Regions from separate parts of the Homo sapiens genome. Here region 2 is linked to region 1. The links are chromatin contacts, found by Hi-C or POLR2A ChIA-PET in ENCODE. All regions are on one chromosome and are shown on one strand. Each heading gives the region's core, a stretch centred on a gene start or an enhancer-like site at or near the end of the contact. The rest is flanking DNA. Distances are from core to core; before and after follow the strand shown.

Region 1 (5,567 bases), core at 798-3,297:
GAAAGGCGTTATCAGCAGATTGAACAGGGACTGGTGAGGCGGTGGAGGCCTGGGGGCCACCATGCCAGTGCCTGGCTGATTTGCTGCATGGACCCGCTTCCTGGGGTGAGGCTCTGGGTCACTGGGCTGGGCATCTGCCCCTCTCAGAAAGGGGCAAAGGGGTACATGGCCGAGACCTGCACCCTCTGCACCTTGCCAGGCCCTGTGGGGGTGGCATATGGCTTACATGGACAGGTGCTCATCTCTGCCCCTGGCCACCGGTGACCCGGCCATAGTCCCTAGAACCCTAAGTTCACTCCTCTGTGTGTAGGTCCCTATGTCACCCTAAGCCACAAGGTGGCTTCTGGGCTTCCAAACACAATGGAACAAAGCCCCTCTGCTTCAGAACAGCTACCCTGGGTTGCTGGCTGGGGACTCAGGCCAGGGGCTAAGAGGGGAGGACTCCGGGGCCATGCGGGTTCCTCTATAAAAGCTTCTCCCTTGCCCAGGCCCTGCCCAGCAGAAGAGCCTCATTCCTCATCCCACAAGTGCAAGGTGCAGCGTTATCCCACCCTTGGGAGTGGGTAAGAACCAGTGTCTCTGCGTGTCTGAGCACACTGTGTTTATGGCCCACGCAGCAGGTGCTTTCAGGCCTCTGCTGTGAGGCACCATCCGCTGTTAACTTGGCCCAGAAAACCCCTCAGCCCGGATTGCAAAGGGCGGCACAGGACAGCCAAGTGCCCCTGGGATCCCTGCTGTCAAATTCTGGATTTGTGGGGAAACGTTCAGGGCGACCGCATTCACGTATGTGTGGGGACGCTCATCAACAAAGCCAGAAACAATGAAGGCTTATGGAGATTTCACAGTTTACAAAACGCCTTTCACATATATTATCTCATTTAATTTTCACGGGCATCCTGGGGAAGTCTCAACTATCAACCCGGCCGGATGTGGTGGCTCAAGCCTGTAATCCCAGCACTTTGGGAGGCCAAGGCAGGAGGATCATTTAAGGCCAGGAGTTCAAGACCAGCCTGGGCAACATAGTGAGACCCCATCTCTACAACGACAACAACAAAAAGCGAAGTCAAGGCTTAAAAAAGAAAAAAGCTATCAACCCAATTTACAGATGAGGAAACTGAGGCTCAGAGGAATGCCCCCCTAGCAATTCTTTAATCATTTTGTCAAATTTACCCAACATATTGGTTAGGCAAAGACTTCCTAAATGTAGGTTTTATAACAGTTTAGAAGCAGTGGAAAGAGTGGGTAGAGGGCTGCTCAAGAAGAGTGCTACGGAGAGTGCACTCAGCCGGACTCTCACGTTTGATTCACACCAGCCATGGGAAGGAAGAATCAGAAAAATCAATCCCCAGAAGCAAAAATGGGCAAATGGAAGTGAAGCAGGGCCCAGGAGAAGCAACAGCACCCAGACTGAGTTCTGGCTACCGAATCCCTACAAGTCACAGGAAGAGCCCTCAAAATACTCAGCAGGTGCCATAAGACAAGACCTGGAAGCAAGCTGCATACAACTGAAAAAACTCCCAGGAGAAACGCAGACATTTGGTTCATGCTGGGGAAATACACGTTTCTGAGTATCTTCCCAGGACTGTCCCTGGCTCTGCGGCGGCCAAAGGCATCAGCCCCCACGGCCCCCAGGCTCCAAATCTCAGCCGATTCCCCAGGGGCTTCTTGCCAAGCTCACAGCGGGAGGTCAACATGGCCAGCGGGAGATGCGGCGGGCAAAGCAGCAGCGCACAGGACCTCTAGCCTGGGTGGTCACTGGCTCTTCTGGGAAGGAAGAGCCAAGCCCGCCAGGTCTTGGCTGGATCACACGAAGGAGAAAGTTCCAGAGCTAGAATCATGTTAGACACAGGAAGTTAGAAGTGAAATGGTGGAAGGCGGAAGGAGCAGGGGGCTTATTTAAGGGACAATGCTTGGGAAGGTCACGGCCAAGCAACCTCGAATCAGCGCTTGGAGACAGTGCTCGACTCTGTGGGAGGGAGGAGTCATCTTGAGCAGACCTGGCTGCCAGGGTTTCTACGCCAGGACGCCCCCAGTGGGCGGCCAGGGAACTGCACCATCACGGTGTATCTTAAAAAGAGTTTTTTCTCAATGCCATGATGGAAATGCCTGATGGCCACACTGTGAGGCTGACCCGAGTCGTGGGCCTTAAGTTGGCACACACAGACCAGACTGGTGCACTTAAGTCCCACGGCCTCGGAAAAGCAGCTCCACCTGGTTTTCTAAGTGCCTGACCCCACCTCCACCTTGGAAAGTCTGCTGCACCCCTTCTGGGGTGGGCCTTCAGTGCGCAGCCCCTGGACCTGGGCTCTGCAGCCCCAGTTGGCAGGGTTCCAAATGCCTTCTTTTTACAAACAAGTTTCCCTCCTACTCTCCAGGGATGCTGCCTCCTTCCCTACATCTGGATCTGTCACAAGCTCAAGTCATGGTTCTTGGCCATTACCAACAAGCAAGACTATTTTCCTTTCCATTAGCGAAACCTGTTTAAAGGAACAGCTGCAGCTCGTTAGGGGCGGAAGGTTATGCTGGTTGTGGCCGAGTCGGCACTGGGCGTCCAGGCAGCTCCAGCAGAGCATCTGGGCCAGCCAGGGTGGAGTCCAGCCCTGACTCTGCCCTCCAACCCCAGAGACTCAGAGATCAGAGAGTGAGGTCACCCCTTCCAAGCCAGCTAGCCCTGGACAGGCAATGTGCCGCTGAGCAGCGGGGAGGCTTATGTGGCTTCTGGGATCCCTGCACCAGCATCAGAGGCTCCTCTGAAGCATGGGGGGGTGGACGGCAGGCAGATCCCTGCCCTGGGGACAGTCAGGCCGGTGCACACAAGTGGCTGCTGCTGGAGAGGCAGCATCCGTCCCTTGGCCTGGGCTTCTTCAGAAGCAAAAGCCAAAAAATCAGCCGTCTTCCCCACACCCAGCCTCCACCCAGAGTGGAAAGCACACACACGTGATAGGTGCCGTGTTACATGGGGCCGAGGCTACACGGGAATGTGGCTGTGCACCGACCGGGAGCACACGTGGGGGTTAGTGGTGGTTTAAATGGCCGCGGAGCAGCAGCCGGACCGGCAGGGTCTCGGCGGGTTGGTGAGTCCTGTTTTAGTGGGGAGGGTCTCGCGGCTCTCAGGCAGGGTACCTGGATCGGCTTAATTATCAGGCTGGATGTAGATCTGGCGCTGGGTCAGCACTTGAGAGAGCTCCCTCTGCAACTGCTTAAACTTTTGGTTGTCAGGGATAGCATCAATAGATCTACAGAGAGTGTTCAAGATGAGTGGAGTGGGAGGGAAGAGAACGACGAGAAGCCAGGAACGCAGGGGGCCACAGCTGAGGAGGAAATTCAGGGAGACCCACGAGGCGGAAGGGGGGATGCCGTGGCGGCTCTGGGGTGTGGAGTGGTATCGCCGCTGCAGAGGTCCACGCTGGCGGTGGTCGTGGTATTCAGGGGCTCGCCACCACCACCCGCAGGCTCTTCGGCTTCTCTCCCCCACTTCCCAGCCACTGCCTGGGGACTGTGCAGGTTGGCTGGGCGGGAAAGTGTGTTTGGTGTATCGGGCAGTGGCTGCCAGTGGCAGGCCTAACGCCAGGGACCACTGGGCTCTAACCCTGTCACAGGTCACGAAGACCAAGCCTCCCCCAGGTGGGCAGGGGATCAGAAGACAAGGGTCCAAAGAGGACTCCTCCTCTGTTTTAAAACTGTAAAGCAGGTGACTGAAATCTGTCGCCCACCCCAGTCCACGAGCTGGGGCAGCCCCGGGACTGCAGCCTGCCTCTCCTCTGGGCTGGGCTGTGAGAGCTACACCACGGCAGTGGGTGAGAGGGCTGGCCGCTAAAGGCATAGCACAGCCCGACTCACACGGTGCTGCTGGACTGCAGAGCGTGTTCTAGATTCATCATCTCAGCCGACCGTGCCTCCTCGACTGGACAAGGGCCTCTGCGAGGAGTGCCAGAGGCCATGCAGCTCGGGATGACAGAGCTTAGGGGAGATCCCGGCCTCCTGACTCTCCTGACTCCAAGGCCAGTGCTCCCTCCACAGCCGTTTACTGCCCCCAGCTGGGCTCTGGCCTCATGTCAGAGGCCTGCCTCCTGCTCTGTCCGCCGTGGACCTGGAGGGTCCAGAGAGCGCCCGGCTTTTGTTTGGGCTGACACTGCAGAGCTGAGGGCACGAGGTGGGAAGGATGGTGCAGGACACTGGCCACTGGCAGCAGAGCCCTGGCAGAGGACGTCAGAGAGGCTGGGGCCCCCTGAGAACGCCCAGGCTGAGGGCCCTGCCTGCATGTGGCGTCAGGGAGGCTGGGGGCCTGAGAAGGCCCGGACTGAGGGCCCTGCCTGCACGTTGCGCTCTGCTGTCTCGGAGAGCAGGCCAGCCAGAGGCAGCCGGGCTGCCCGGAATGTGGTGTCATGGCTCCCCTAGGCCCAGGCTGGAGGGTGGGGAGATTTTTGAGCGGGGACTGACAAACTGCAGGGCTGAGGAGGCTCCGGGGGCAAGGGCACCAATGGCTGTTAGGGTGAACATGCCCCAGAAAACAAATGGTGCAGATAGGGACCGACAGCTGCTACGGAGAGTGCAGATGACACATCAGGACTTTACTTTCCAAAATCAACATAATGATCATCCCAGAAGAGGGGCACTGCAGCCTACCAATGAGGACACCGAGGCCCAAGACCACACAGCTAGTAACTGGCAGAGCCAGGGTTCAAATCCCTCTGTCTGCTTCTAAAGCTTGTGCTTTCTGGTACATTACCTCAGCCCATTGACGATATCCTTTGTTTTTCCAAAGTAGATCTCGTTCAGCGTACTTCTGATTTTATTTTCCATGTCCTGGAAGGGAGGTCGGTCAGCGCAGTGGCAAAAGGTCAGGAACCCTGAGGCCCACGCCCTCCCTCCACCTGCCAGCCCTGCAGTCCCCAGTGTGGCCACTGGAGGGTGGCACACGCCTGCTCTGGGGCATCAGTGAGCGCGCTCCAGGCTGCCAAGACCCCACCTGCCATCTGTGCTCCCGGCACCTTCCCATCCACAGTCCACAGGCAGGGAGGAAGCCAGTACCCAGGGATTGGCGGCCAGCTCTGCCCATGCCTGGGAGCTGCTCTAAACCACATCACCACCCCTTGGGCTCCCCACTAATTTTGTGAACAATTCTGTGAAACCCGAGAGCACCTCCCTGCCTTCCCAAACAACGTGGTGACAGGAGGGCCAAGGCAGCCGCAACTGAAGCCACACCAGGGCCCACTGGCATTCCTGGGATCTGCTTCCTCTCCCAGCGCAGGGCCCTGTTCACACCCAGGCGATCAGGGGAGACAAGACCTAGTGCGCCCCAGAGCCAGCGCCTGAGCAGTCTTCTGGGAGCCCAGGTCTGGGGGTGGAGCAGGAGGTGGCCCTGAAGCTGGAGCCTGCTGGCATCCAAATCAGAGGCTCCAAAAATATGAGGCCAGGGCAAAATCCAAGAAGCGCTCTGCCGGCTGCGGTGGAGCTGAGAGAAAGCAGCAGAGAAGGAGGCCAGCACAGCGGCTCCGGGGCTGCAGTGTCACTGCTGTGGGTCACTGCAGGAGCCAGCCAGAGCCCAGGTCACTCACCTCTACCAG
Region 2 (5,567 bases), core at 1,254-3,753, 71 kb before region 1:
AGGAGGCTGGGGGAGGAGAATTGCTTGAGTCTGGGAGGCAGAAGTTGCAGTGAGCCGAGATCATGCCACTGCACTCCAGCTGGCATAACAGAGCGAGACTCTGTCTCAAAAAAAAAAAAAAAAAAAAAAAAAAAGACCAGTGGGAAGAGTGTTTATGAGAGTTGGAAGAAAGAAATTTCAGAGGAATCGAGAAAACAAATGCTTTGGGCTTCACCTGAAGGTAATGAATGCTGGTTCCCCTGGAAGGGAAGAAGCTGAGCACCCAGGGTCGCTGGTTACCTGCAGCTGTGAGTGGTGGTACATCCACCGGAGGGCGGCCGAGGTCATGCTGGGAGCGCTGGCGCCATACGCGGCCTGCAGGGCCTTCTCCACCAGGGCAATGCCCTCGAAGTGGTGCTCCTTCCAGAAGCTGTTCAGTGGGGATGGTGGCACAGGGGTCAGTACCATCAGGGTCACACTGGAAGCCACAACCAAAGAGCCATCCAAGGCCACTGCCCCACCCCACACCCTGCAGCCCTGAGGGGCGGGTGTCCTCTCTAGTCATAGGTCTCTCACTTTTCTGGGCATCAGAACCACCCAGGATGCTGGGCCCCTCAGCAGAGACCTCAACGAATCTTTATTCCTGAGAACTCAGCAGCCTGCTCTCATTTCCCCTACGGACATGAAGGCCACTGAGACAGGTCAGGACTCAGCCCCAGGCCTCCTGGACCTCCTTCCAGGGCTCTTTCTTTCCTTTGTAGCGGGTGATTGCTCAGGAAAGAGCTACGACTTCAAGACACCGAGGTCCAGGGAGTCTCCTTTCCTCCTGGAGGTCCCAAGACAACAAGAAAACCCACAGAGGGCTTGGGAATTCCTGAAGGAATGCAGGGGAGTAGGTGCAGACAGCGAGGAAAGGCCTTACCCCAGGAGCAGCCCAGGACTTCATTCCACATAAAGCTGACCCCACCCCAGCCATCCACATCAAGCACCCCCAACTAACTGATTCCTGTAGATCTCTGCCCACTGAGTCCCAAAGAAGCGGCCCACGGGCTGTTTCCCGTCCTTGTCCTCATACTTGTACTTGCCGGTCAGCAGGCCCCCTGCGGGAAGGCAGCAATCAGCCCCCGGGCCCAGAGTGCCCCAGAAGCTGCCACATCCCTCAGGGCTCTGGTCTAGGGGAGGGGCAGGGACCCAGGAGGGCTGAAGGATGCAGCCCAGCCTCTTGTCAAACCCTCCCTTCTTCCCAGGTCCTGGGCTGGGCATCTGTGGGTCGGGAATAGGCTGAGTCAGGGCCAGGAATGCTCCACGTACCAGCCAGAGGGTTGTAGGCATAGAACCTCAGTCCAAAGTGCCTGAGGCAGGGGAAGAGCTCCGTTTCCACCTGCCGGGTGGTGGCGCTGTACATGCCCTGTAAGGAGAAGGGCCCCGGGGAGAGGGTGGATGTGTCAAAAGAAGGGACCTAAATTTACCCTCATAGAACCCTTATTTCAGACCTTAACAATTCTAGGATTTTAACCATCTGGGCATATACTTATTCTTACTGGTGCTGGTGAAAGGGGCTTATGCCCTAGGAAAATTCATTCATTCTGCCAACTTTCATGAGCACCAACTGTGGGCTGGTTGTCAGATTTAGATTCAAAAGCTAAAAGGACAAGGTCCCTTCCCTCAAATATTTTGTAGTAAGGTCAAGCATAAACAGTTATAATCGAGTCATGAGGCAATCATAATAGACTAGAAAGTTCTGTGACCAGTGCCTGGCACCAAGCAGGTGTGCAAATATTTGTGCAATGAATCATGAGGAGGTAAACAAGGACCTGAGGTCTCAGGGTCTTCTGGGCCCATCTAGAAAGGCTTCCAGAGGAAGAGACACGTATGTGAGACCTGAACCATTCTCTCACAGAAGGGGCGGTGGTGGGGGAAGGGCTTGTTCCAGGCTGAGTGCAGGGGAAGGTAGGGAAGGAAGGGTCCAAGGTGCACAGATAGGCAGGAAGGAAGCAGATGCCCAGTGGCCAGCCTGAGGAGCTTGAATGGCATCCTGAGGGTACCTGGGAGCCATCTGCAGGCTTTCAGCAGGGGAGTGGCTGCTATGCAGAGGGCATGGGGGCAGTCAGAGGGGCAAAGACAGCCCAGGATGAGCAGGAGTTCTGGAGACCTTGGCCTCTGCAGCCCCGGCCCTCACCTGGTACACAGTGGGCAGGATCCAGCCGTTGCTCTTGCAGAGGGTACAGATCTCGGCCACTTCCCAGGCGGCATAGTTGGAGAGGCCAAGCTCCACGAACTTGCCCTGCTCGGGTGAGGCTCCAGTCAGAACATAGTGCAGCCCAGACCAGGAAAGGGAGGTCAGGGTGGGGCCCCTGGGAGTTGGGCTGTTCCCTGCTCCACCCTGGAACTGCCCTGGTGCCTCTGCTCTCACCATTAGGATCAGGATAAGGAGAGCAGCAGTGGACCACCTCCCAGAGCTCAGGGGTCCCCTCACCTCCTGGTGCAGCTGGTGGCAGGCACGCAGTGTCTCTTCCACCGGGGCGCTGTGGTCAGGTGCATGTAGATAGAAGAGGTCCACTCAGGGACACTGCAGCCGCTTCAGTGACGTCTCCAGCTGGGATCGGACACTGTCAGGCTTCAGGGAGTTCCCAATCCATGGATTGGCCTTGGTAGCAATTTTCACTGAGAGGAAAGAGAAATGAAAATTCAGGGCTGGATGTGGTGGCTCACGCCTATAATCCCAGCACTTTGGGAGGCCGAGGTGGGTAAATGACCTGAGGTCAGGAATTTGAGACCAAGCTGGCCAACATGGTAAAACCCCATCTGTACTAAAAATACAAAAATTAGCTGGGGGTGGTTGTACACGCCTGTTATCTCTGCTACTTGGGAGGCTAGGCACAAGAATTGCATGAACCAGCCGGGTGCAGTGGCTCACACCTGTAATCCCGGCACTTTGGGAGGCTGAGGCAGGCAGATCACAAGATCAGGAGTTCGAGACCATCCTGGCTAACACGGTGAAATCCCGTCTCTACTAAAAATACAAAAAATTAGCCGGGCATGGTGGTGGGCGCCTGTAGTCCCAGCTACTCAGGAGGCTGAGGCAGGAGAATGGCATGAACCCGGGAGGCGGAGCTTGCAGTGAGCCGAGATCGCGCCACTGCACTCCAGCCTGGGCAACAAAGCGAGACTCTGTCTCAAAAAAAAAGAAAAAAAAAAAGAATTGCATGAACCTGGGAGGTAGAGGTTGCAGTGAGCCCAGATCGTGCCATTGCAGTGAAGCCTGGGTGACAGAGCAAGACTGTCAAAAAAAAAAAAAAGAAGAAGTAAGCTTAACACTCTTCTCCCTGCCCCGTATTAAGAATCCTAGTTGGAGGCTGGTTTCAGTGGCTCAAACTTGTAATCCCAGCTACTGGAGAGGCTGAGGCACAAGAATCGCTTGAACCCAGGAGGCAGAGGTTGCAGTGAGCCGAGATCTTTCACTACACTCCAGCCTGTGTGCCAGAACAAGACTCTGTCCCCCCCGCAAAAAAAAAAAATCTTAGTTGGAGATTAGGCACAGTGGCTCACCCCCATAAGCCGAGCACTGAGAGAGGCCCAGGAGGGTGGATCTCTTGAGCCCAGGGATTTGAGACCAGCCTGGGCAAAATGGTGAAACCCCATCTCTACAAAAAACACAAAATTTGGCCAGGCATGGTGGTACATGCCTGTAATCTCAGCTACTGGGGAGGCTGAGTTGAGAGGATCACATGAGCCTAGGAGATCAAGGCTATAGTGAGCAAATATTATGCCACTGTACTCCAGCCCGGATGACAGAATGAGACCCTATTTCAAAATAAAAATAAAAATAAAAAATCCTAGATCCTAGTGGGCTGGAATAACAGGTGAGTGGAGAGTCCTCTTCCCACTTTTCACACTTAGAAAGTCACTTAGGCTGGCAAGAGGGCAGTCACTAGAGCCCTTGAGACCTGGGAGGGAGCAGGTTTGATGAATTATTCATTTGGAATTTTTCCATTCCACCACCACCCCTCTGCTTCTCAATGTGAACTTAACTTCAGATCTGAGATCTGAGGACTTTCACCAGCCAACCTTGGACTCAAAGACAGAAGACAAGGATTAAAAAAGTAAACAAAAAAAAAATCAGAAATAAGGGCCAGGCAGAGGGTGCAGATCTGTGGTGGCTCACACCTGTAATCTCAGCACTTTGGGAGGCCAGGGCAGGAGGATCACTTGAGCCCATGAGTTTGAGACCAGCCTGGGCAACAAAGTGAGACTCTGGTTTCGATGAATAATACAAAAAATTAGCCAGGTGTGGTGGCACAGGCCTGTAGTAGTCCCAGCTACTAAGGAGGCTGAGGTGGGAGGATCGCTTGAGCCCTGAGAGGCCAAAGCTGCAATGAGCCATGATTGCACTCCAGCCTGGGTAAAAGAGCAAGACCCTGTATCAAAAAAAAAAAAAAAAAAAGACCGGAAATAAGATCAGAGCTCTCACCGAGTGGCAGCCAGGTGATCTAGAAAGAGTGTGGCACTGAAATGCACGCACAGGCCTCTTTTGTTTGGGATGTACCATGTGGTGAATCAGAGGAGAAATGGACAAGACTCCACTCAGACACTCAGAGTGGAAGGAGGCAAATGGTGCTAATATTAAGAACAAAGAAACAGCTAACATTTCCCAGCCCTCACTATGTGCCTGCCAGGCATCGGCCTAAGCACTGCAAATGGCATCAGACTGAGGGCGGCTCCTCCTGCCCCTTTACACACATCTTCCCCTCGGGCTACACCTGCTTCCCCCAGCACCGGCGGCATTGCCAAGTCGCATTTGCCTTTCCACACCCATGCCCACTGCCCTGACGCCCTTGCCCCTTGTACTCTTCCTGGCAAACTCCTATCCTATCTTTCTTCACGGGGTCCCTCCCAAGAAGGGCTCACTCGGCTCCCCAGCCATCGCTAGAATTGGAGATTCCTGGAGTGGGTTAGTGTCCATTTCTCTCCAATAGCCTCAGACAGAGCATCCCACAGAGAGGGCAGCGAGACCCTGTACCACACCCAATTCCCCATCTCACTGAGGGAGCTGCCAAGGCTCCCAGGCATTGTCACCCTGGTGAGTTACCAGAGCAAAGTCCAGGGACCCGAGCAGTCTGGCATGAGCGTAGGAGGAAGCAGATAGTGTGCTGGGTCCAAACTCTGATTTTGGACTGTGCCAGGCGATAAGAACAGAATTTCTGCAGATCAGGCCCGTCAAGGGCACCTGAAGGGCACAGGTGGGGACAGGAGCTGCACAATGCTAGATTCCAATGTTTTTCGTGCTCCAGAGAGGGGCTAGCCAAGTCATTCCAGGCAAGACCAAGTCATCCAGGCGTCAGTGAGGGTGCTGGGCTACCTCCCGGAAGAGAAGACGACAGAAAAGGAGTCCGGACAAAGCACCATCCAGTTGTCCAGAGCTAGATGTGCCTGAGGAACTGGCGGTTCCCAGAGTTGCGGTGTGGACAGGGATGGGGTGGGGGACGAAGCCGTGGGTGCTGCCCGGGGCCAGGGAGAGCGGGGCAGCGCACGGCTGGTGACAGGCTCAGCTCTGCACCGTGCAGAGGGAGGATCAGGGGCCACTGTTA

What was found. Hi-C counts contacts between places; a loop is a spot of excess contacts on that map. ChIA-PET counts read pairs that join two places held with the same protein, here RNA polymerase II (POLR2A). Pooled maps may share reads with other maps.
Region 2: a map of endothelial cell of umbilical vein shows a loop between it and region 1 (6-fold over the local background). The contact joins two enhancer-like sites. A Hi-C loop is called at or near these places in 2 of 168 maps with a recorded cell type or tissue (endothelial cell of hepatic sinusoid and endothelial cell of umbilical vein) and 6 of 50 pooled maps. POLR2A ChIA-PET finds 5 or more read pairs at or near these places in 2 of 52 experiments (H1 and activated T-cell).

Annotation. Positions count from the first base shown.
Region 1 is chr1:19,339,629-19,345,195 of GRCh38, forward strand. CAPZB (capping actin protein of muscle Z-line subunit beta) reads right to left here. Exons shown (of 9, transcript NM_004930.5): 7 at 5,559-5,567; 8 at 4,730-4,806. Among named protein-coding and RNA genes, the nearest start is that of SLC66A1, 30 kb to the left of the region's middle. RefSeq lists enhancers at 1-358, 1,124-2,098, 4,795-4,844. Within about 2 kb of position 2,048, at least 8 of the 41 ENCODE cell types and tissues checked have a DNase peak (open chromatin) inside an H3K27ac peak, as active enhancers do.
Region 2 is chr1:19,268,293-19,273,859 of GRCh38, forward strand. It overlaps the pseudogene AKR7L. Among named protein-coding and RNA genes, the nearest start is that of AKR7A3, 18 kb to the right of the region's middle. RefSeq lists an enhancer at 755-1,603. Within about 2 kb of position 2,504, at least 3 of the 41 ENCODE cell types and tissues checked have a DNase peak (open chromatin) inside an H3K27ac peak, as active enhancers do.